Regions from separate parts of the Mus musculus genome. Here all the other regions are linked to region 1. A link is a loop called in an ENCODE intact Hi-C map of the cell type or tissue named here. Cell type or tissue: heart. All regions are shown on one strand.

Region 1 (8,000 bases):
AGCAGCACACAGTTTCAATGGCCCACCTAATGCCCACTTTGTCATTTCACAATCTTGGAGAGAAGCAGAGCTCTCCCTGCTTCTCCCTTGGGCCTGAGACGTGCAGTGGTAACTCTCCTAAGAGTCTCTTCCCTAAGCCTGGTTCCTAAGGTGACCTGCTCAGGTCACACTGTCCCTTTTCCAGACCTCTTCACTTGGGTGAGACCTGTGACAAGGCTCTGAGAAAGAAAAGTTGCTGTTACCATCATTGAGGAGAACTTCCCACTGGGGGCCCCCTCAGCCACCTTGTTCCTGGCCCTTTCTATTCTGTTGGAATAGGCAGGTTATACTCAGAAGTAAAGCGGCCACATTAAAGCTCAAAGCTGAACATGAATTCATAATAGCTGGGAGGATCCTTAAGTGCCCAGGATACCAAAGAGATTGTGTGTCACCCTGGCCTGCCTTCCCTTGAACCCGTTAAAAAAAATCATGTAAGAAAAACAAACCCCTATGAGCTGGGAAAATATCTTAGTGGATAAGAGCAGTTTCTGTGAAAACATGAAGACGCGAGTTCAAATTGCCAGCACCCGTATAAATAGCTGGGCATGACTGCACATGCCTGAAACCCCAGCACTATGGTGGAAAGGAGAGACAGGAGGGCTGATAAGGTATATTAGCAGCTAGACTAGCTCCAGATTCAGTGAGAGACCCCCGTCTCCAAGGGAATATGGTAGAGAGTGATGGAGTGGGAGACCTGTTGTCCTCCTCCAGCCTCCATGAGTGGGAATTGTCATGGCTACTCACATACATATGTACATACACAACATATATGTAACACACTGGAGTGCAAGGGATACAAAAACAAACTGTAGTCAGGCATGGTGGCACGCACCTGAAATCCCAGTACTTAGAAAACAGAGGCAGGAAGATGGCAAGTTCAAGGCCAGCCTGGGCTACATAACAAGTTCTAAACCAGTCTAAAACAAAGTCCTGTTTGATTAAAACCCAATTCCTACCCTCTGCAGCTGAATAACTGGTATGGTTGTACAGTGAGCTTAACCTTTTCCAAAATGAAAGTTTGGGCTTGGTGAGATGGCTCAGTGGGTAATGTGCTCGCCATCAGGAAAATGTGAAGACCTAATACAATACCTAGAGTTAATGGCAAGCCAGGTGCATGGCTGTTATCCCAGCAACCCAACTGGGAGATGGGAGAGGGAGACAGGAGACTCCTGGAAGCCCATGGCCCGCTAGCCTGACATACGAAGCAAAGCAAAAACCAACAGATTCTGCCTCTAACAGGATGGAGTCCTCCGACTGCCACATACACACATACACCCACAACACACACACATACACAACACACAGAGAGACACATAGCACACACACAACAAATGTTGTAAAATAATTCATGTACAGACTATATGTATACTCATATATGACTGAGAAATCCAGTAGAAATTCCCTGTGTACTTCCTCCTGGTCTCTGTTCTGTTCCCTTGGCCTGGAGCAGCCCACTGTCCTGACTTGTCAGGAAATATTTTCCAGGTTTGATGTCATTCCTTTTAGTAAGTTACTGATTTGTTTGTTTATTGAGTCAGGGTCTTTCTATATAGCTCTGGTTGTCCTGGATCTTGCTGAGTAGGCCAGGCTGGCCTTGGATCTAGAAAGCTCCACCTGCCTCTACCTCCCACGTGCTGGGATTCAAGGCATGCGCCACCACTCCTAGCCCTGTTATTCCTTTTAAAAATGAAAGCTGCCTACTCTGGCCGCTTATTTCTTCATTTCTTTGTTTCAGACAGGGTCTTGCTGAGTAGCTCAGGCGGTCCTCAAACTCAAGATCTTGCTGATTGTGCCTTGCAAGCCTTGGGGTTACAGGTATGCACCACACTTGGCTTTCTCAGATGTATTTTTATAATTTTCTTTTTATTTTTAAAGATTTATTTATTTATTTATTTTATTTATTTATTTATTATATGTTAGTACACTGTAGCTGTCTTCAGACGCACCAGAAGAGGGCGTCAGATCTCATTACGGGTGGTTGTGAGCCACCATGTGGTTGCTGGGATTTGAACTTCGGACCTTCGGAAGAGCAGTCGGGTGCTCTTACCCACTGAACCATCTCACCAGCCCCCTTTTTATAATTTTCAAGGTTTGTTTTTATTTGTGTGTACATGCTGAGCATGTGTACACACGTGGGGGGCAGGTGACTGAGCTGGACATAGGTACTGAGAGCCAAGAGCAGCATACTCTTGCCTGGTAAATCGTCTCCCGTCCCCTATTTTATTTCTATTTACTTTTGAGACATGGTCTCACTATGTGGTAGTGGTTAGATAGCCTTGAACTCACTATGTAGCAGACTGTCCTAAAAACTTGCAGTAATCCCGCCGCCCCTGGCTCCTTTGTGCTGGAATTAGAGAATTACCGTCATGCCTGTATGCTTTTAATAAAAAGAAAATAATAATGGTAACACTAGGTCCTCTCCATCAGACTTCATTATGCTGACAGTAAACTAATTTTTTTTTTTAAAAAAAGCAAAACCCAAAGGGCCAAATAGATTGGGAGAGTAACAGCAGCAGAACTTTGGGGGTGAAGATGCAAAACACATAGGGAAATGGACCGCAGGGGCTGAATCCAAGAAGCAAACTGACCTTTTGTTAAGCTTCAGAAAGACTCTGGATTTGGATGGGGGGCCCAACTCTAGCTTATGAAACTGGGGTGTAGGTGAAGCTGGAAAATAAGAAGCCATATTGAAAACAGTTGGGTCAGTGTGAATCCGGTTTGGAGATAGAAGCAGTGTAAACAGGACGCTGCTGCACAGAGAACCAGGACCGCAATAGCACATACTCAGCAGGTGCTGCTGAGCGACACCCCTAGGCTGAACAGAAGGGATTTAATGTACTGACTAATGTATTGCATCAACGAGTTGACTAATTAGGAAGTTGTTCGGTAGGCATTGAAAGCACACAAAGAGAACTCTGAGAAAGAAGGTATCATGGAGACAGTAACCACAGGAGGCAGTGATAATCCTCAAGGCTGGGGAAACAAAGAAGAGAGTGGAATTATTAAAAAGCAAACAACAAAAAAAATAAGTATGTCAGAGAAGGGTCCCAAAGGACTGGAACGTAGGACCCACCCCCACGCCCCCAAAGCAGGGCGTTGCTGCACGCACAGGTTCAAGTGTCCCTGGGATGAGGGTGTGATAAGGTAGCTCAAGCACTGCAGACCTGCCTTGCTGCAGGGAAACGCAGCTGCTGGAGCGTTTAAGCCAGGCTGGGCTGCGGCAGGCTGGAGTGGGAAGCTGGTCCCTCTTCCTTTGCTAGCCGCTGCTTCCCTCTACTGCCCTCTACGGGTGAAGTCTAGCAAGGACCAGCCAGCAAAATCAATGCGGCTAGCAGACTCCGCCCAGCCAGCACAAAGCCAGACAGAAAAGGGTGGATTAGAGCCAGAAGACAAAACAGTAATTATTGACAGTGTGTGTGTCAGGAGCCATAGATTCCCAGCCTCAGAGATGTAACGGCTCCCCCGACCCCTGCCGCATGCCGAACAATCTGTGTGTGCGCCTGTGTGTGTGTGTGTGTGTGTGTGTGTGTGTGCGCGCGCGCGCGCGCGCGGGGATGTGTTTAAAGGGTGTTGTCACTTGACTGGGGCATATTAAGCATTGCTGAACGAGGGATTCTACATCAAGAATGAGGAGTAATTGAGGGTGAAATGACCCTCAGCCCTCATCGTCCGGTCACCTTCAATGGAAGATATCACCTGTCATCAGCATGCCAGAAAGCTGCATTTCTCAGGCACTGACAGCTTTAGACACCAGAATAGTGGTCTAAACTGGGTTTCAGCAAACGTCATACCAAACAACCCTCATCAGACTCTCTTCTAATCCTGTCCTTAGGTTCTAATCTTATAACCTGGAACTAGTATATACCCCAGGAAACCCACTACATCAAGACAGAACATAAAACATTGACTATAAAATCATTTGGAAGAAAAAGAATCCATTGAGAGATGTAGCCACTTCAACAGTTAATATTTTCTGAGAAATAGGAGATGATATTGCAACCACATAAAAACACCTAAGGGAGCCGGGTGGTGGTGACTAACGCCTTTAATCCCAGCACTTGGGAGGCAGAGGCAGGCGGATTTCTGAGTTTGAGGCCAGCCTGGTCCACAGAGTGAGTTCCAGGACAGCCAGCACTACACAGAGAAACCCTGTCTTGAAAAACCAAGAACCAAACCAAACCAAAACAAAACCACCTAAGGGATAGGAAAAGTCCCCTGGAGATTTGAAAAGAAAAGAGAAGAAAAGAAAAGGAAAGGAAAGAAAAGGAAAGGAAAGAAAAGGAAAGGAAAGGAAAGAAAAGAAAAGAAAAGAACTGACTAGAATACATGAAAAACTCAACGGTCAGATTGAAAGCTAAGGTTGAGTAAATCTCTCAAATATGAAACCGTACCCAACCATGGTGGCACAAGCCTTTAATGTCAGCCCTCAGGAGGCAGAAGCAGGTAGATGTTTGTTCCAGGAGAGCTGGAGCTCTACAATGAGACCCTCTTTCAAAATATTTTTAATTAATTAATTAATTAAAAACATACAAAAGAAGGCCCGGAGATGTAGTTCAGTTAGCAGAGTTCTTGCCTTATAATAAATGCTGGCTAGATGGGTGGCTCAGTGGTTGGGTGCTTTCCACCCCCCACATCCAGTGGGTCACATCTGCCCGGAATACCAATTCCATGTGTACACCTCCTCCCTCACACATAGAGCATCATCCAAAACAAAATCAGTATTTTAAAAATGCCAAGAAAAATGAATTCCAACAGAGACTTCTGGACCTGTAACAAGAACCCATTAACGGGACTAATTAACAACATGTTTAGATAAACAATCTCAAAAACTTGACCTCCCATGCCCTGAGTCCTCAAGAGCTAGCAGAGCTGCTCCAGCAAGGAAGAAAGATCCTTAAGAGGAGGAGTGTGGTGATGGGAGCTCCCAGGGTGACAGTGGATGAGACTCACAGCCCACCAGGGTGCAAGCCCTGCAGGCAGGTCCAGTGATAGGAAAGCTGGATGCTGAAGACTAACGGATGAGCACAGAAGGGCTGAGAGGTAGCTCAGGAGTGAGTATAGGCTTATTTCTGCATGAAGCCCTGGCTTCTATTCTCAGCAGTGGAAGAAAGAGAGGGAGGGACGGGGAGGGGGAACTAAGGAAAAGGAAGAGAGAATGGTACTATATAGCCTCACCGTGAAGCACATTTATACAATTATAATGATGTAAAGGTTCCATGTTGGTTTAGTCAAAATGATGATGCAACTTGATTGGGGGCTCGAGGACTGGCAGTGTGGCACTGTTTATGGGAACAGTAATTTTCTTTTGTACATTTAGATGTCCCTGTACAGGTCAGGGCAACACTACCCTCATGTGCGCAAAGTACAAGAAGAATCTATTACCAGAGGAGAAAATGGTTGCCTTGGGGAGTAGGAGAAAAAGGATGGATAATTTTGGTGAAAATGAAACAACCTACATTTGAAATATAAGAAACGGAAATTGAAAAAACGTTTTTAAAAGAAAAAGAGCCAGACTGGAGAGATGGCTCAGTGGTTAAGAACACTGACTGCTCTTCCAAAGGTCCTGAGTTCAAATCCCAGCAACCACATGGTGGCTCACAACCATCTGTGACGAGATCTGATGCCCTCTTCTGGTGTGACTGAAAACAGCTACACTGTATATATATATATATATATATATATATATATATATATATATATATATAGTAAATAAATAAATCTTTAAAAGAAAAAGAGCCAATTATTAACTCCAAGGAAAACCAAATTTATTTAAGAAAGGAAAGAATGTTGACTGTTCAGCTATGGATTCTAGTTACATAAAATGTTGCCTCTGTTCTCTTGGCTTCCCAGCTTTGTGGAGTCTGCCAACAGACTCTTTGTGGCCTCTGATTCTTAGGTGGGTGTCCACCCCCCAGGATCCTCAGCAGGACAACAAAGGGATGGAGGGTTGTGATTCTTGCCTCTGTTTAGGGCACTGGCTTCTAAGGGTGGCCCCACACCTCGGCCAACACCTATAGCTACTATCTGGCACCTATCTCTACAGCTCTCTAGCTCCAGGTTCTCCAGGGCCTAGTGATGGCATCGGTGTGCCCAAAGTCTCACCAGCCAGGTCTCTAGTGGTTTCCCTAGGCCTTGCCCACATTTAATGAATAGTTCCTATTTGATTCTTCTCAAATTACCCATTCGGAGTGTGCCGTCTGCTTGGACTGTGACAAAATGACTGAGAACCAAAGAGTCAATCTGCATTTGGCAGTCTCCGAAGAGGGCATACAGATGGAAGGGTGGCAGAGGCAGGCGGAGCTCTGTGATTGCCAGGCTAGCCTGGTCTACAGTTGGGAAAAACAGTGTTAAATGAGTATCAGTCATTTCTTTTTCTCTTTCTTCTTCTACTTCCTTTTTTTTTTTAAAAAAAAAAAAAAGACAGGTTTTCTATAAACCATACTGACCTTGAACTTTAAATTCCTGATCCTCCTGCTTTTACCTCCAGAATGCTGGAATTAGAAGCATGCCCTGCCACATCAGGTTCACATGCTGGGGTGGGTGGAACCCAGGGCCTTGTGAATTCTCAGCAAGTGCTCTAAGAACTGAGCCCCAGCCTCAGATCTAGTCAATTCTTTTCTGTTAGAAAAGATAAAAACAAGAATCATAGAACAAAAAGGGTTTTGTTAAGCTGTTTTTTTCCTCTATCATGTGTGTGTGTGTTTGTGTGGTGTGTGTGTGTTATGTGTGTATTTGTGTGGTGTATATTTATGAGAGAGAGAGTAGGAAGAGAGGAAGAGAGAGAAGAGGGAGAGAGAGGAGGGAGGGAGGGACAGAGGGACAGAGAGAGAGGGTGGGGAGGGGGGAGGGAAGGAGTGGGGTGGGTGGAGCGGGGTGGGGTGGGGGAGAGATGTGTTCCTTATTGTGTATTAGGCTCAAAGGAGATTGACATGGACTATTCTAAAAGAATGGTGGCTATTGACAGGGCAGACAAATATCCCTAGCAAATGAGGTTAAAGGACTGTGTTCATCTCTGCAGATGCAGTTCAATTTGAAATGACTGAGCAGAGGAATAATTCTCTGCGTCAATGGGAGGCACTGCCAGGTGACCAGCTCGGCTCAGCTCCAGCTCTGTTTACCCTGCAGTGTGAGGCTCCTGGCTCTCCAGTTCTTCCAGCAAGGAATGCAGAGCCTTTGGGGGGTGCGGGGGGGGGGGAGAGAATCTATTGCTTTATCATGGAAGCTACTACCCACAAAGAAACCTGAAGAGTTCTTCAGGGTGGGGCTAGGGGCACATCACAAGGTGAGCAAGTATCGAGTAGAAGTCACATTCAGTGACACAGAAATCCAGACCTGTCTGCAATGAGCTGAAACTTAAGCCGCTAGGCACGCAATGTTGGGCTGCGGCTATCAGACTGCCTAGAGTCTAAAATGAAAACCCAGCATCTCATAGAAAACACATCGATCTCTTTATGCTAGAGAGATGGAAAACGAAGCCCAGACAAAGGAAATTAACTGAAAAATGTCCTTTGTGCTCTGACCAGGAAAAGAGTTGAAATGAAGGCTCCACAGTACCGGATTTAGCATACATAGCTGACTCTCCATAATTATGCAATTCAGACTATATTATGCAATTTCCATGATTATATGAATATATGCATTGAGAGGAAAATGGGGAATGAAACCAAAACTTCCCACCAACTCCTGTTAAGTAAATCACAGGTTGGTACCAATAATTGCCACGCAACAGAATGTCCATTCTTTGAGTTCATCCCCATTCTAAAACCAAAGAGCAAGGCCACAGCTGTTATCATAAACAGTGATCCATGCTCCCCCGGCTTGAGTTGGATACTCGCAGCTTAGTTCTGAATAGATCATAGATCATCAAGAAAAAGGTTGTTCTTCTGCAGCAATTCGGTTTTTATTTTGCTTGAGGTTCTGGGAATGGGACCCAGAGCCTCTGGGTGGTAGGCCAAGCCATC
Region 2 (8,000 bases), 330 kb after region 1:
ACTGAATGCTGTTCCAGAGGTCCCTGGTTCAATTCCCAGTCCGTACATGACAGCTCACGACTATAACTCCGAGATCTGACACTCACACAGACGTGCATGCAGGTAAAATACCAATGCATATAAAATAAAAATAAGTAAACTATTTTTTTTAAAAAAATTCAATCAAGATCTGACGCCCTCTTCTGGAGTGTCTGAAGACAGCTACAGTGTACTTACATATAATAAATAAATAAATCTTTTTTAAAAAATTCAATCAATGAAATCTCAAAGAGATAACTGATCACTAAAATTGATATCTTCCCAGGGCTGAAGACTATACAGCTCAGTGGTAGGGGGCTTTCGTAGGGGGTTCAAGAGCCTGAGTTCCACCCTAAGCAGTGGAAAGAGAGAAGGGAGGGGGGTGTCTCAAGAGATGCAGGGGACAGAAGGAGGGAGGGGGAGCTAGAGTGAGAAAACCGACTGGGTAGCACAGGCCTGTAGTCCGACCCATGAAGAATTAGGCCATGGCCAGTCTGGGCTCCATACTTCCAAGCTGGCTTGGGCAAATGAGATTCTGTTTCAAACAAAACAAAATAGATAAATAACAATAAAAAGGAATAAAAGCAGCTGTATTTCTTCTTGGACTACTATCCAGAGTTAGAGAGAGAAAGTGAAGGCCTGGCAGGCAGGGCTAGGGGTTTGGTTTCCAGGGCAAGTGAAGGCCAGGGTTGCCTTGGGATGCCCATGGGGTCTTCAGAAAAGTACCACCTGTGCTCCTTTGTGTCAGTACCAGAGGTCAGACCCCCTCTCCCTTTGCTATTTTCATTATGGATTCAGATACTTGAAGATTTCTTTTACAAAAGGGCAGCCTTTCAGACCTGCCCCCTGCCACCAGGCCTGCAGTGTCTCTGGGTAAGCAACTGGAAATTCGGTAACAAACATACCTGGGGGTGGATTAGTTTATGTATGCTCCTACAAGAAAACAGACCAACTTTATTGATTGTTGTGGCACAGACACACACACACACACACACACACACACACGGAGAGAGAGACACACACAGACAGAGAGACACAGAGAGAAGGAGAGATGAAAGAGAAAGAGAGAGTGGTGTGATACGTGTGTAATTTCAGAATTTGAGATGTGGAGGGAAGAGGACTGGAATGAGTTCAAGGCCATCTTGGGCTACTTGATTCCCTGTCTCCAAAACAAAACCAGACAACAACAATACAGAACAAAGAACAAAACTCAAAACCTAATAAATAAATAAATAAATAAATAAATAAATAAATAAATAAATAAATTAAAGAAAGAAAGAAAGAAAGAAAGAAAGAAAGAAAGAAAGAAAGAAATGACTCTAGCTGGGCTGTGGGAGACTGTTTGCTCCTGAAAGGTCTGGATTACACGTCCAGTGGCCTTGGAGAACCAGGCATTCCTGGAAGGAGGGCTGGGAATGGAATTAGGATGGGAGAGAAGTGGGAGGAGAGAAATAACAAACCAAGACAAAGTTTCTCTGACCATGGCTCAAATTGTAATTTTTCAGCTCTGCATTTCTATAGGCAAAACCACAAAACGGAGCCCCTTTGTTTCAGCTGGGTTTGAGTTGCAAAGGAAGCTCTCAGCAGCTCAGCGGGCGGGCAGTCTCTTTCCGCTTGGGCAGGACGCCTGGCTCCAGCGGTGGCGACTTGTTTAGCCAACTCAAGGCTGGGGGAAGGGCCCACATTCCTACCCTGTAAAAGAGAAAAACACAACCAAACAGCACCACAAACAACAGATTACAGGATTGCCACCCCAGGAGTCTTTGGGTTTGTTTGTTTGTTTTTAGATGACTTTTTTCTTTGGTAAGAATGTTTCATTTGTGTCTATGGCCTTGGAGTTAGAAGAGGACATGGGATCCCCTAAGACTAGAGTTACAGCCGGTTTTGAGTAGTTATGTGGGGGCTGGGAATGGAACCCGGGTTCTCTGGAAGAGCAGCCAGTGCTCTTAACAGGTCACCAAGCCATCTCTGGAACTGTCCTGTAACCACCTTTAAAATGCACATTTTGGTGAGGGGAGACTAGCATAACTCTAGATCTAGGGGTAACAATGACTGTGGCCTCTTAGGACATAGTACTTATGTGCCCACATACACAAATAAAAATAAAAACAGTAACAACAACAACAACAAAATAATCCAGCTCAGAGAGCTGGGGCTGTGTCTCAGTTGCAGAGTGCATGGCCGAAGAGTCCCCATTAGATCCCGTATCACCAGAGTAAGGGTTAACCAGCAGAATCCCTTGGCGGGTTGGGGTTACTAAAGTGTGTCCCAAAGATTACACCATCATACCATCATACAATAGATCTCCCGAAAGGAATTTATTTGGGTGGGAAGAGATGGGCTAGCCCAGACAACAAGAGACAGAGAGACAGGGTGAAAGAGTAGGCCGCGATGGGGGGGGGGGGCTGGCTTTTAAATGGTATGCCCGTGGCATTTGGCAGCTGGTGATCATAAAGCTGCTGGCCCTGAGGCGCTGAAGGCAGGCTGGGCCACAACCAGTACCGGCCACAGAAACCAGCTGTTGGCAGAAGTATCGGACCTGCAGTCTGGGATGGTGTGCCCACCCTGGGGCGTGGTCCCACCTGGTCACAAGTAAGATGCCTCCAGCCCTGACCCCACATCATCTACTCACGCAGCTCCCCTGTCCCAGCCAACAGCAACTTGTTCGCCCTGGGGTCTTACTTCTGTTAAGAGTCCCTACCAAAGGCCTGGGGCAAGGGTCTCTTCCTGATCTCCATAGGAGTCTCTGGTCTCACAATGTTTCTGTGTGGGTTCAGTGGTGACGAGGATTAGTTATGGATACACAGAGGCTGTGACACCTGCCAGCTCTGTGCTACTTCCTTTAAGGGCCTGGCCCCACAGCCACGTGGACCTTTGTCCATAGGGGTGGCGAGGAAGCCACACTGTTCCAGCAACCTGATCTTTAACAGAACAGCATCTGTCAGGACTCCGCGGCTCTCTGCCTGGCCAAGCCGGCACACTTTTTGTTGCCAAAGATGGGTGGTGTCACCGGAAGTCTAAGGGAGTGTGGTTCGGAAATCCCCTTGGAAAACCAGCTCTTGTGCCAGACCTCGCTTGACGTTAGGCTCTGCTGCCCTCTAGTGGCCGCAGGGTGGCATGAACCACGAGGGGTTGGAGACGTCTGCTCAATGGCTTGGGAAGTGGGGGAAGGGAACTGTGGCGGTTGCGCAGATCCAAGTGCTTTGTACCCACGACATCTTAGATTCTGCTGCGTCCCCCAACCCCCGATTTTTTTGCCCTTTGTTAATCAGAACTCAAAAAGCACCTAACCCTTTTACATATCCAGAGCACGAAGCCGGAACTAAGGCTCAAGCATCGGGCTCCTTGTTTGCTGGAATCCCCCAAAATGAACGTAACTGTCATACCATACATGTGTGTAAAATTGGAGAAAGGGGATGATATGAGCTTAATTGGTTAAGTGGTGGCTGGTGTATATCTGTAATCCTGCCACTACAGGGGCACAGACAGGGGATTCCCTGTGAGTTCTATGCCAGCCTGAACTATCCCAGTTTAAAAACAGAACTCTGCTATCTCCCCCACTATGACTCTCCCTTTGTCCCATTCCCACAGGCTAAGGGACTTCTGGATCCTGAGAACTCGAGTTGGCGATACAGTTGGAATGACTTTAATGGACCATTATATTTCCATATATAGGAATTACTGGCCATCTTAGGACAGGAATGCTTTCCAGGAATAATCTGCCTGCCCACCTGGTAACGCCACCCTGAGCCACAGCAGTTGGAAAGTAGGTGGTGGAAGAGAAACAGTGTTTCAAGTATTCAGAGCCAAAAGAGGGTCTGTGAAAAGTTATCCCAGCTATTAGTTATGAGACTGAGAGAGATGCCTCAGTGCTTTACAGTACTAATGGCTCCTCCAAAGGACATGGGTTCAATTCCTGGTCCCCATATGGTGGGCTCCCAATTATCTGTAACTCCAGTTCCAGGGGATCCACTGCCCTCTTCTGACCTCCTCAAGATCTGCATGCAGGTGGCACACAGACATGGAGGCAAATCACCCAGCCACAGTGAGACCTCATCTCAAAAGATTCAAAGAAAAGAGGGCTGTGGGAATGGTGTTGACATCAAGGATTTGAATAGAGAGCACCAGCCCAAATCATCATGGTCAAATTAATTAAAGCAAGCTTACCCCCTGCCCTACCCCCGCCTCCACTCACACAAGAGTTTTTCTCTGTAACAGTCCTGACTGTCTTTGAACTCACTCTGTAGACCAGGCTGGCCTCGAACTCAGAGAGCTGTCTGTCTCTGCCACCGGGGTGCTAGTATTAAAGGTGGGGGCCACCATAGTCCACTGCAAACCTGCAAGCTCTTTTTTTTTTTTTTTAATTCATGTGTATACATGGGTTGCCTCCTCTAAGGTGGAATTCAAGGAGTCAGCCTTGGATGTGAGGGAGATAATGTTTTTATAGCTTAGGGGTAGGGGCTTTCCAAATGGGGGATACGACAGGCAAACAGGCAGGGTTACAGAAGCAGAGCAGAGCATAAGAAATTGGTCTTGGGCTGGTGAGATGGCTCAGTGGGTAAGAGCACCCGACTGCTCTTCCAAAGGTCCAGAGTTCAAATCCCAGCAACCACATGGTGGCTCACAACCATCCATAACGAGATCTGACTCCCTCTTCTGGAATGTCTGAAGACAGCTACAGTGTAACTTACATATAATAAATAAATAAATAAATAAATAAATAAATAAATAAATAAATCTTAAAAAAAAAAAAAGAAATTGGTCTTAACAACTTTTGAAACAAGGACATGGTTGCAAGGTGGTCATAATAACCTTTTGAAACAAAAAAATAGGGTTGTCACATGGTCATAACTTTTTGGAACAAAGGCACAGTTGCTGTTTCCTGGAACAAGCAGTATAGAACCATTTGAAGGAAAGGTTACAAGTGGGGCATAGCCCAATCCTTGAGAAACAGTTTTAGCCATAAATACGATGGAGGCAGGATGGTTCATCAAGGGTGCAGCAGGCAAGAACACTACCTGCTCTTGCAGAGGATCCAGGTTTGATTCTCGGGGTCCATGTGGCACCTTTAACTCCAGTTTTAGGGAATCCAATGGTGTCAGCTACACACAAGGTGACATACATGCCCGCAAAACACTCATACGCATAAACATTAAACAAACAAAACTTAAACTATCAGAAAGGGTTGGGAAACATTCCCTCCTAGAGGCCTAGGAGACAGAGTTGAAATGCTGACGTCACATGCTGAATCCTGAACCATGTAAGGTTCTAAAAGGCTCTCTTTCTTCGGCTAGAAGCAGCCAACAATCACTGGGGGAGGAAACTGACCAGCTGCCAAAAGGAGATCTCTCAGACCTGTCCAATTGTCCATCTGTCCAGTTAAGCAGAGGACTTCAGGGTTCAGGATTTGTCACTGGTGTTTGGATGGGTTCTTATGGAATGCATCTGCTTTGTAGTCACCCCTGCTCCTGTAAGTAACCCCTTGCCATACACTTGTTAAAAACCCCAGTAAAACTATGATTTTCAGTAGTTCATCAAGCTGGACTTTGGTGCAATCAGTACATTGGTCTGTCACGGGTTCTCTGTCTAGGGTAAGTAGAGAGGTGTGTGTGCTTGCTCTTTACCTTGGAGAGGTCTTACACGGCAGAACTCAACAATGCAATAGATAAAATAGCAGCTGACTTTGTGATGAAATTCGTTCTCCCCCCACCCTGCTTGTAGTCCTGGCTGACCTTGAACTTGTGGCAAGCCTTCTGCCCCATCAGTGTGCTTACACTTAACTTTTGTTCTTTCTTTTTAATTCTCATTTCCTTTCATTTGGAGGAACAGTTTTACCCTCTCTCTTTTCAAAAATTACATTTATTGCCACATGTCTTTAGGCCCAGCACTCAGGAGGCAGAGGCAGGTAGATTTCTGAGTTCAAGGACAGCCTGGTCTAGAGAGTTAGTTCCAGGACAGCCAGGGCTACACAGAGAAACCCTGTCTGGAAAAACCAAAAGCAAACAAACAGATTCCCTTTATGAGTGCCACAGGGGACAGCTTTTGAGAGTTGATTCTCCCCTTTTAGCATCTGGGGCCTGGAGACTGAGCTGAGATCGGCAGACTTAGTAGCAAGCGCCTTTACTGCAGAGCCATCTTTCCAACATCATTTTTTTTCTTGAAAGATCTTGCTGCTTAGCCCAGGTTGGCCTGGGGCTAGTGACTGTCCTGCTTCAACCTCCTGAGTGCTGAGATCACACACACACACACACACACACACACACACACACACACACACACACACACTACCACACTTGGGGATTTTTCAGGTATTTCTATAAGTTGTCAAAAGAGACAATGTATTTTTTTTTCTAACTGTAACCAGCTTTATTAAAGATACTTTTCATAAACAATCATGGTATTTCAGGCAGGACATGGGCAGACAATTAACGATATACAAGAACTTTCAAACTCCCTTCTTGTATAGACTACCAAAATCAGAAAGCCACTATAAAACCCAATGAAGTCTTCATTCAATGCTTTGAAAAGGGGGAAGTAGCTTAGGATGAGGGTTGACATTTCACATTTAGGATGTTGTTTAACAACTTTACACAAGCTGACCCTGACTTCCAGGAAACGAACATGGCAGAATTATCAATCAAGAAAATCAAGAAGGAAGACCAAGGCGTGGATACTTCATTCCTCCCTAGAATACAGAATAAAATATCCATGGAAGGAGTTGCAGAGACAAAGTTTGGAGCTAAGACAAAAGGATGGACTATCGAGAGACTACCCCACCCAGGGATCCATCTCATAGTCAGCCACCAAACCCAGACACTATTGCATATGCCAGCAAGATTTTGCTGAAAGGATCCTGCTATAGCTGTCTCTTGTGAGGCTATGCCGGGGCCTAGAAAACACATAAGTGGATGCTCACAGTCATCTATAGGATGGATCACAGGGCCCCCAATGGAGGAGCTAGAAAAAGTACCCAAGGAGCTGAAGGGGTCTGCAACCCTATAGGTGGAACAACAATATGAACTAACCGGTACCCCAGAGCTCGTGTCTCTAGCTGCATATGTAGCAGAAGATGGCCTAGTCGGTCATCATTGGGAAAAGAAACCCCTTGGTATTGCAAACTTTATATGCCCCAGTACAGGGGAATGCCAGGGCCAAGAAGTAGGAGTGGGTGGGTAGGGGAGCAGGGCGGGGGGAGGGTATAGGGAACTTTTGGGATAGCATTTGATATGTAAATAAAGAAAATATCTAATAAAATAGAAAAAATAAATTGTGACAATTTTTTTGAAACACACCAAAAGAAGGTTTTGTGTGTGTGTGTGTGTGTGTGTGTGTGTGTGTGTGTGTGTGTGTGTGTTGTGTGTGTGTGTGTTTGAGACAGGGTCTCACCGTTTAGTCACCTTGAACTCACAGACATCCTCCAGCCTCTGCCTTCTGAGAATTAAAACCATGAACCACCATTCCCTGCAGAGGAAAGAAAGTTTAAATAGAGGTAATATATGATCCTTTTGCCTGATAAAACAATGGGGGAAATTTAATTTAATTTCATACTGGTTTTTGCCTCAGCTATCTCTTATCTTTTTATTTGTGAACCTAGCCTTTAACGGCTAAGCCATCTCTCTAGCCCAAGTCAGTTAGCTCTTAACACCAACATCAAAATACTGAAAAGGTGAAACCTGCAAGGATTCTCAGGCCTCTCCAGAATCCTTGCTGGCAATGTCCATCTTTGAATGTTTCTCACAGAATTGGTATTGGAGAGGGGGCTCACTGTTTAAGAGGGCATCCTGTTCTTCCAGTGGACCTGAGTCTGTAGGAAGATAAAATATTGTAACTTGTGAGTTGTTTAAGAGCCCACTGCCCCGTCTGGGACTGAGAACAAAGCAGAGCAAGCCCCCAGGCAGGCCAAGGCAGGGCTGTTGATAAGGCATTCCTAAGAACATCTTGACTGTAAAGATGAAAAGGTATTCAAGGACAAATGGGGCTAC
Region 3 (8,000 bases), 160 kb after region 1:
AGCCAGGAAATAGATGCACAGATTTTACAGTTTGGGGTGTGTGTGTGTGTGTGTGTGTGTGTGTGTGTGTTAGGAAACAAACCTAGAGCTAAGTAACCATTCTAAACTTAGTTACAGCTCAAGCCTCAACTGATCTCATAGAAGTAGGTAGAATAATGGTTAGCATAAAATCAGGGATATATAAATTACAGGCTAGTCCAACAATGGCTGTTACCAATGGAAAGTTCAAAAATCCAGTAGTTGCTCAGTGCAAGAAGCTGGAAGTCTCAGCTGGTCTTCAGCATACACCAAAACCCCAAAGAAGTAGGCTCTAATGGAAGTGAAGAAATGAATGTGCTAGTGAGAGCAAGAGCAAAAAAGACAAAGAAAAGGCGTCTTTCTTCCATATGTGTTATATATGCTGTCAGCAGAAGGTGTGGCCCAGGTCAAAGATGGATCTTCCCACCTCAAAAGATAAGGATTAAAAGTGGATCTTCCCATGCAAATGATTAATTAATTAAGAAAAAACATCCCTCATAGGTGTGCCTAGCCACTTGGGTTTTAGTTAATTCCAGATGTAGTCAAGTTGACCACCAAGAATAAACATCACAGTTGCCATAGTCTGGGAACAAGGAGGAGCAGTAATCACAGAGAAAGGATATGTGAATATTCAAGCTGGGTGGTGGTGGCACACACCTAAAATCCCAGCACACAGGAGGCAGAGACAGGTGGGTATCTGTGAGTTTGAGACCAGCTTGGTCTCCAAAGACAGTTCCAGGACAGATAAGGCACTTACCCAGAGAAACCTTGTCTTAAAAAACAAACATAAAGAAAAAAAAAAGAAGAAAAATAAAAAGAAATAAAAAAGAAAAACAAAACAAACAAAACAAACAAACAAACAGGCCAGGCGTGGTGCCGCACGCCTTTAATCCCAGCACTCGGGAGGCAGAGGCAAGCGGATTTCTGAGTTCGAGGCCAGCCTGGTCTACAAAGTGAGTTTCAGGACAGCCAGAGCTATACAGAGAAACCCTGTCTCGAACACCCCCCCCCCAAAAAAAACAGCAAGTGACTATTCAAAAAAAAAAAAAAGAAGAGGGAAAGAGGAAATAACAGAGGTAAGAAAAAATAGGTCTGAAGTACCTTGCTCTAATTAGCTTTCTTTCTAGTTAGGTTTCTGTTGCTGTGATAAAACGTTGACCGAACCCAATTTGGGAGAGGAAAGGGTTTATTTGCTTGTAAGTCTCCATCACAGTCCATCGTTGTGGGGACGGCAGGACTGGAACCTGGAAGCAGGAACTGAAACACAAGCCGTGGAGGAGTGCTGCTTACTGGCTTACTCCCTATAACTTGCTTAGCCTGCTTCTTATATAATCCTGGACCATCTGCCCAGAGGTAGCACTGCCCTTGGTGAGCTAAGTTCTTCTGTATCAATCATTAATCAAGAAAATGCCTCCTAAACCTATGTACAGGCCATTGTGATGGAAGCATTTGTCTCAATTGTAGTTCCCTCTTTCCAGGTAACTTTAGCTTGGGTCTAGTTGACAAAAAGCAAGCAAGCAAACAAACAAACAAAAAACCCAGGCAGCATACACTTTCTTAAGAGATTAGCAGGGAGGGCATAGAAGTCATGATGGTGGCTGAGACCACTGGTGGAGAATAATAGAGGCAGACCTCTGGCAGTATCCTCTGGCCTCAACACACATATAACACATGCACCCAGATACAGATGTGCATGTACCTATACACCCCACACACTCAACTTGACATCTGATCAAGAGACAGGCCTTACAAAAGCCCAGCATGCGTGGCCTGGCACAAAAGTTCTGATTTTGGTAGTTGGACCCAAGAATATATACACACTTTTGAAAAGTTCCTGGGCCCCAGTGCTGCTGATCCTACTGTACAGGTTAAGAAACTTGAGTTAGGAGGAATTATGCGGCTTGCCCAAAGTCACATAGCCAATGAGTGTCAGAAACATAGTTTTGAACCCAGAACTACTTTGACTCTGGACCCATCACAACATCATTATACTCTGTTTAATAAAAGCAGACAATCAAATTATAAATAAACTTAAAATCTATGGTTAATTTAGAATAATCATTGTGAATGAACAGGGTTAAGTACTTTTTAGCAACATCTAATTTTTCCCTGCATCCCAAGAGTCTTGAAGATCTAATGTTATGATCTGTTAAATGGTTCCTTAAATAATTTCAACTATTTTCAATATATATAATTATATATATATATATATATATATATATATATATATATATATATACATTTATCATCTGACTGGTAATCAAAGATGGTAATTGTCAAAAGTATAGACAATGCACTGAGAGAAAGCCTTTATTCCACCCGACAAAGTGACAAGTACTTTTAAACTTTATAGCTAATAGTAGTTTAATGCAATCCCCTCAGTGCATTGGCAATGAGTCTGTTAAAATGTTCCATGGCACCTTGCAACAGTTTTCACAGTGGAGTCTTTATGCATTTGCAAAATGAGAGGTGAGGAATGCAGATGAGGCAGCCAAATTCTTCTTCACTCTTACACTTAGGTGCTACTTACTCCAACAATCATATGATTAAGAATAGAGAAATATAACTTCTTCCTTGAGAAATATGTCAAAAGTTATGGCGCTATCGTACAGGTAAAACGAGTCTTTGAAGTATCATTAAATTTTACCAACAGGTAAAGCAATCATTTGTGCACCCAAGATGGGAAAATAATCATCTTTGGATGTTTTAACTCAATCCTTTATCTACTAGTATATGTTTTATAAAGTGCAATTCCAGACGACTGACTTCCTCATACTTGCAGCTAAGGGCTGGCCAATCATTAATTTGTCTCTGGCACAACACTTTATCTTTACTTCACCAGCAAAGTTTTCAGAGTTATTTAGACTAGCAGACAACTTTAGAAAGCTTCTAGATACCTTTTGACACACTAATGAGTTGTAGGTAAGCTCTCTCCACACACAAGCTCTGTTCTATACCATCAACCTGGGCAGCTGTTACACATATAACAAGTGTGACCTTTGGTGAAACAGACATTGTGACTAATTCTAGTTTTAGCCATAATGTGACCAAATGTGATAGCAATTATGCGTTTGTGTTTTGTTTTCATTGTACTATGAAACTTGGTTTGATAGTACTTAGACTAGGAGACCAAAATGGCACTCGAAAACAATGAGTTTTGTTCCTGGATATGTCATTGAATACACAGTATAGAACATCGACAGAATGTCACCCTCACTGTAGTTCAGGGCAATGGCTTATGAAATAAAATCTATGGGTTAATATAATAAGATGATAGGAGGATCCGGGGAGTTCCAGAAATTTCCCATGGCTATCACATCCACAGGGCATAATTCATCAAGCAGAGAGCAGCCATTATAAGTATTCTCAATGAAGTCAAACATGGAAAGTATAGTGAAAGACTCTGAACACGATGGGAACAGAAATAGATGCTGTGCAAAAAACAACCAAATGGAAATTACAGTCTCTATGCATGCGATTAAGAGCAAATATCTGGCTCCAACTTGCTATTAATCTCCTTTGGTTATTTTGGCAATAGCATCCATTTCTGCTTTTGAGACAATGTCTCTCACTGCACACTACTCAATTTGACTACAGTGGCTAGCCAACAAGCTGCAGAGATGCTCTGGTCTCCCCCTTCCCAGCACTCGGGTTCAGACACACACCCCTCCCTTTGACAAGATTGCTGGGGATCAGTCTCAGGTGCTCATACTTGTATGGCAAGCACATTACTTATGGAACCACCTCCCCAGTCACCAACATCAGAGATTTTAAGCAACAAAAATGCATCTAAAATAAAGCGCAATGAGGAAGTATGTTACAAAACACTACGCATACCTTCAGTGACAGTACTGAGAAGTTTTGTGTATGTACACTTAGAATCCTGAGAAGGGAGAAAAGCTGGGCACACAAAAATATTTAAAGAAATGACCCAAAGTATTCTGTAAGGTTTCAAAAATTATCTATGGTGGCTACTTCTGGTTTTCAATGAGTGTGTTTATTATGTAAGCAGCAAGCCAAAGCAAAAGAATAAATAGCAAGTGATAGACAGATGCATTGATAGATACAGAATATTGCCAACCCAGGTACTCAAAACCTGCACCAGTCAGCTAGAGTTCCAGATACAGAGATTCCTGGGCAGAGTAGAGTATCTCCTTGGGTGAGGCTTCCAAGCGAAAGAAGTAATAGCAACATAGAGATAACATCATCAAATCAGGTGCTCACAACATCCATCACAAACCAACTGGGGAAGCGGGGACAGTTGCTTAGCATTCCTAATTGAGCTGTGCTTTCCCTCCATTCTGAGGTTCCCACGGCAGAGCTTCTGGCCTGTCTTTCCCACTGCAGGCAATTTTCTATCATAAACAACAACAACTTCTGTAGGAAACATTTTGCCTTGTAGCTATTGTCAAGGACATGATGTTTTTACTCCTGGGCTGTTTTGCTGTTCTCTCCCCTTCCTGTCACAGAGCAGATAGCCTGTGCTCAGACAATCAGCTTTGGAGGACACTGAGATAAAATAAACACGCTTGGGTCTGAAATGGGCCATGGGGGACGCTTCCAGCACAAGCTTCTCTGTGAGCACACAAACCCCGTGACAATTTACCAATAGATTGTACATTACACAAAGTTTCCAAATTTGATTTTGGAACTCCCGTAAAGCCACCAATCTAAACTGCACAATGAATAACAACATAAAACACAGAGAGAATTGCCACACCAAGACACAGCCAGGTCCAGTTGCCGAAAACCAGCGATACAGAAAACCTGAAAAGGTGCAAGGGAAGACAAGAATATAAACTAAAAGTGACCAAAGCTAAAAGTCACTGTAGACTTCTCTAACTGTGAAATTTATTATAAGGAGTTCTTTAATGAGCTGAAACAGAGGGAAATGTGTCTTCTTACAATTTTCTCCTTAGAAAACATAGCCTTTAAAAACATGGGAGTGTGGGGTTGGGGAGACAGCTCAGTGGGTAAAGTGCTTGTTGCCCAACTCAGACCTAAGTTTAGATCCCTTGCACCCAGGTAAAAACCTTCAAAGCTGGGTTTAACCAGTTTGCAACCTCAGGGATGAGGGGTGGAGACAAATCCAGAAGACTCACTAACATCCAAGCAGCAAGCTCATGCTTGTGTGAGACACTGCCTCAAAAATCAAGGAGGCATAGGTCTCTAGCCTCAGTGGAGACAGGAGGACTTCTGTGAGTTTGAGGTCAGCCTGGCTTACATAGTGATGTTCTAGGCCAGCCAGGGCTACATAGTGAGAGACTTTCTTTAATCAATCAATGAAATCGGATAAACAAGGTAAAGAAGTGATTGGTGAAGAAATTCTAATTTTAACCTCTGGTCTCTTCACATGCCCACTTGGTATGCACACCAATACTCAGTACATACCACACACAAATACACACAAGTCCAATTGTGGAGCTGGAACTAAAGCAGATGGGCAAGGCCTCAACCCTACACAAAGAACTACAGGTAACTAAGAAATGCTGAGAACAGGAGAAATAGTCTTCCCCACTTCCCCAAGGAAAAGCATGACAGTTGGTTATTCAATACCAAATGGTCAGCCATGAAAGCATACATACAAATAAGTAACATTATACAGACTGAGCTACTACACACATACACACACACACACACACACACACATACACACACACACACACACACGAGACAGGGTTTCCTCTGTGTAGCCCTGGCTGTCCTGGAACTCACTCTGTAGACCAGGCTGGCCTCCAACTCAGAAATCCGCCTGCCTCTGCCTCCCAAGTGCTGGGGTTAAAGGCGTGCGCCACCACTGCAGGGCACATTACCAACAATTAAAGAAAAGAAGGACATGAATTTGAAAGAGAGCAGCAATGGGAGGGTGGAGTTGAAAGGAGGAAAGGGAAGAGGAGAAGGATTAATTATATTATAATCTCAAAAAAAAAATAAATAAAAAGCTAGAATAAGAACATATTAAACCTGGAGTGAAGTTGCCAACTGAAAGCAACTAAATAGAAAATGGGGGCTGATGGTTCAGTGGGGCAATGGCACAAGCCTGATGCCCTGAATTCAGTCCCTGAAGCCCATGTGACGGTGGAAGGAGGGAGCTGACTCCACACAGTTATCTTCCACACATGCTCCAAGGCATGTGTGCGCTCCCCACACATCATATATACACAATAATAAACAATAGAATATGGACAAATAATACAAAGATCAATAAACCTAATGCTGGCTCTTTGAAACTATTCATAAAATGGATAACCCTCTAGGTAGACTGATCAAGGAGAAAAGTAAAGAAGAGAAACACAATTGCTATTGAGAATAAAGGAGGACATATCATATAGATGATGGAGATTATACATGTGTGTGTGTGCTTTGTTATGTGTGTGTATCAATGCGTGAGAAAAAGTAATTGTAACTATATCCATAAGAAAAGGCTGGAAAATTGTGGATCTGATCTTAAATTGAACAGACAGACATACCTGCCCTTACGCAACAAGCAACCTTATGATTTTTAAGATTTTTCTGATTCAGATCACTAGCTCTTTGAGAAGGCATTTGTCACAAAATTCCAGCACATAATATCAAAACTATGCAAAGCTCTAGTGGGTTGCTACCATGAGTCATCACAACACAGTCTGGAAAGAGCTGGCAAAGACTGCCTTGTATTTTTATATGAAAGGATATGTTTATTTCAGAAACGCGGGACTGCTAAACAATTTGAAAATAAAGGATATTCACTACATTCACAATACAGAATGGCCTTAAAAGATGACTTTCATAAAATTCATTTAAAGGATATGATACACCCATTCATGATTAGAAAAATCATTTGAAAGCTCCAATTGAGAGATGGGCTTCCCTTAGATGACACAAGAATGGTAGAGAAAACATCAAAAGCTTTGAAAACAAAATCAGAGAAGCTCATGAGCACTGGAATGTAGTTCCTAGCCAGCTGATGAGGCAAGAAAATATGATTAGCCATACTCCAGGAGTATGGGGAACTGAGGAACATCTGTGTGGAAACTCATGTATGTTAAAAAGTTGACAAGGAGTGGGGAAACATGGACTGGAAAACTTTATATTGCAAAAATATCAATTTCCCATGAATCTGCTATGTTTGGTCATTTCTATATTATGTCTTTAAAATGAGGTGGCTGCATTAGTCTTTTGTATTGGTTTAGTCTTGTTTTGAGACTGTCTCTACCTCTTTATATAACCATTGCTGGTCTGAAACTCCCTATATAGATCAGGCTGGCCTCTAATTTGTAGTGATCCTCCTGCCTCTGCCTATTGAGTTTTGGGTTACAGATGTGAGGCATTACACACACACGAAATTTTTTTTCTGAAACTGATTTTAATATTTGATGGTAATAGTGCCACTATTGGAGGTATTAAGATGCTTTGGTGTCAAACTAATTAAAATGGCATTTGGAATAATGAATGGCTTGTCTTGTACTGGCCACCTTTTATTTTTTTAATTTATTTATTATAGCCCTGGCTGTCCTGGAACTCACTTTGTAGACCAGGCTGGCCTCGAACTCAGAAATCTGCCTGCCTCTGCCTCCTGAGTGCTGGGATTAAAGGTGTGTACAACCAATGAATGCCTGGTCATTTTTCTTGTTTTTAAAAAAAAAACTTTTTTAGATTTATTTTTGGGTGAGGGCACACACACCATGGTATGAATGTGGAAGTCAGAGGATAACTTGTGGGAGTCTCCTTCCACCATGTGGGTTTGTGGGATCCAATTCAGGTTTTCTGACTTGGCAGCAAGTGCCTTTTCTTGCTAAGCCATCTTATTTTTCCTGTTTTCTTTTTCTTTCGCTTTCCTTTCCATTTTTTTTTTAAATCTTCTTTTTTTTTAATTTATTTTATTTTTATTATATGTAAGTACACTGTAGCTGTCTTCAGACACTCCAGAAGAGGGAGTCAGATCTCATTAAGGATGGTTGTGAGCCACCATGTGGTTGCTGGGATTTGAACTCAGGACCTTC

What was found. A loop is a pair of places that touch in the nucleus more often than their neighbours do. Peaks named below come from ENCODE experiments on the same cell type or tissue, not always from the same donor. Only the 100,000 strongest peaks of a DNase experiment are listed, where the experiment ranks them.
Region 2: a loop joins it to region 1, with 4 times the contacts of the local background. A loop is called at or near these places in 4 of 42 quality-filtered maps.
Region 3: a loop joins it to region 1, with 2.3 times the contacts of the local background. A loop is called at or near these places in 5 of 42 quality-filtered maps.

The regions. Positions count from the first base shown.
Region 1 is chrX:12,870,555-12,878,554 of GRCm38, forward strand. No RefSeq gene overlaps it. Among named protein-coding and RNA genes, the nearest start is that of AA414768, 62 kb to the right of the region's middle. In heart, a CTCF peak has its summit at 3,332 (motif pointing left); a DNase peak (open chromatin) is centred at 3,327; H3K4me3 peaks cover 1,020 bases; H3K27ac peaks cover 616 bases.
Region 2 is chrX:13,205,099-13,213,098 of GRCm38, forward strand. No RefSeq gene overlaps it. Among named protein-coding and RNA genes, the nearest start is that of 2010308F09Rik, 39 kb to the right of the region's middle. In heart, a CTCF peak has its summit at 3,112 (motif pointing left); a DNase peak (open chromatin) is centred at 2,983; H3K4me3 peaks cover 997 bases; H3K27ac peaks cover 1,192 bases; H3K27me3 peaks cover 1,707 bases.
Region 3 is chrX:13,030,715-13,038,714 of GRCm38, forward strand. No RefSeq gene overlaps it. Among named protein-coding and RNA genes, the nearest start is that of 5730405O15Rik, 7.3 kb to the right of the region's middle. In heart, no CTCF peak of the experiment used is centred here; no DNase peak of the experiment used is centred here; H3K27me3 peaks cover 361 bases.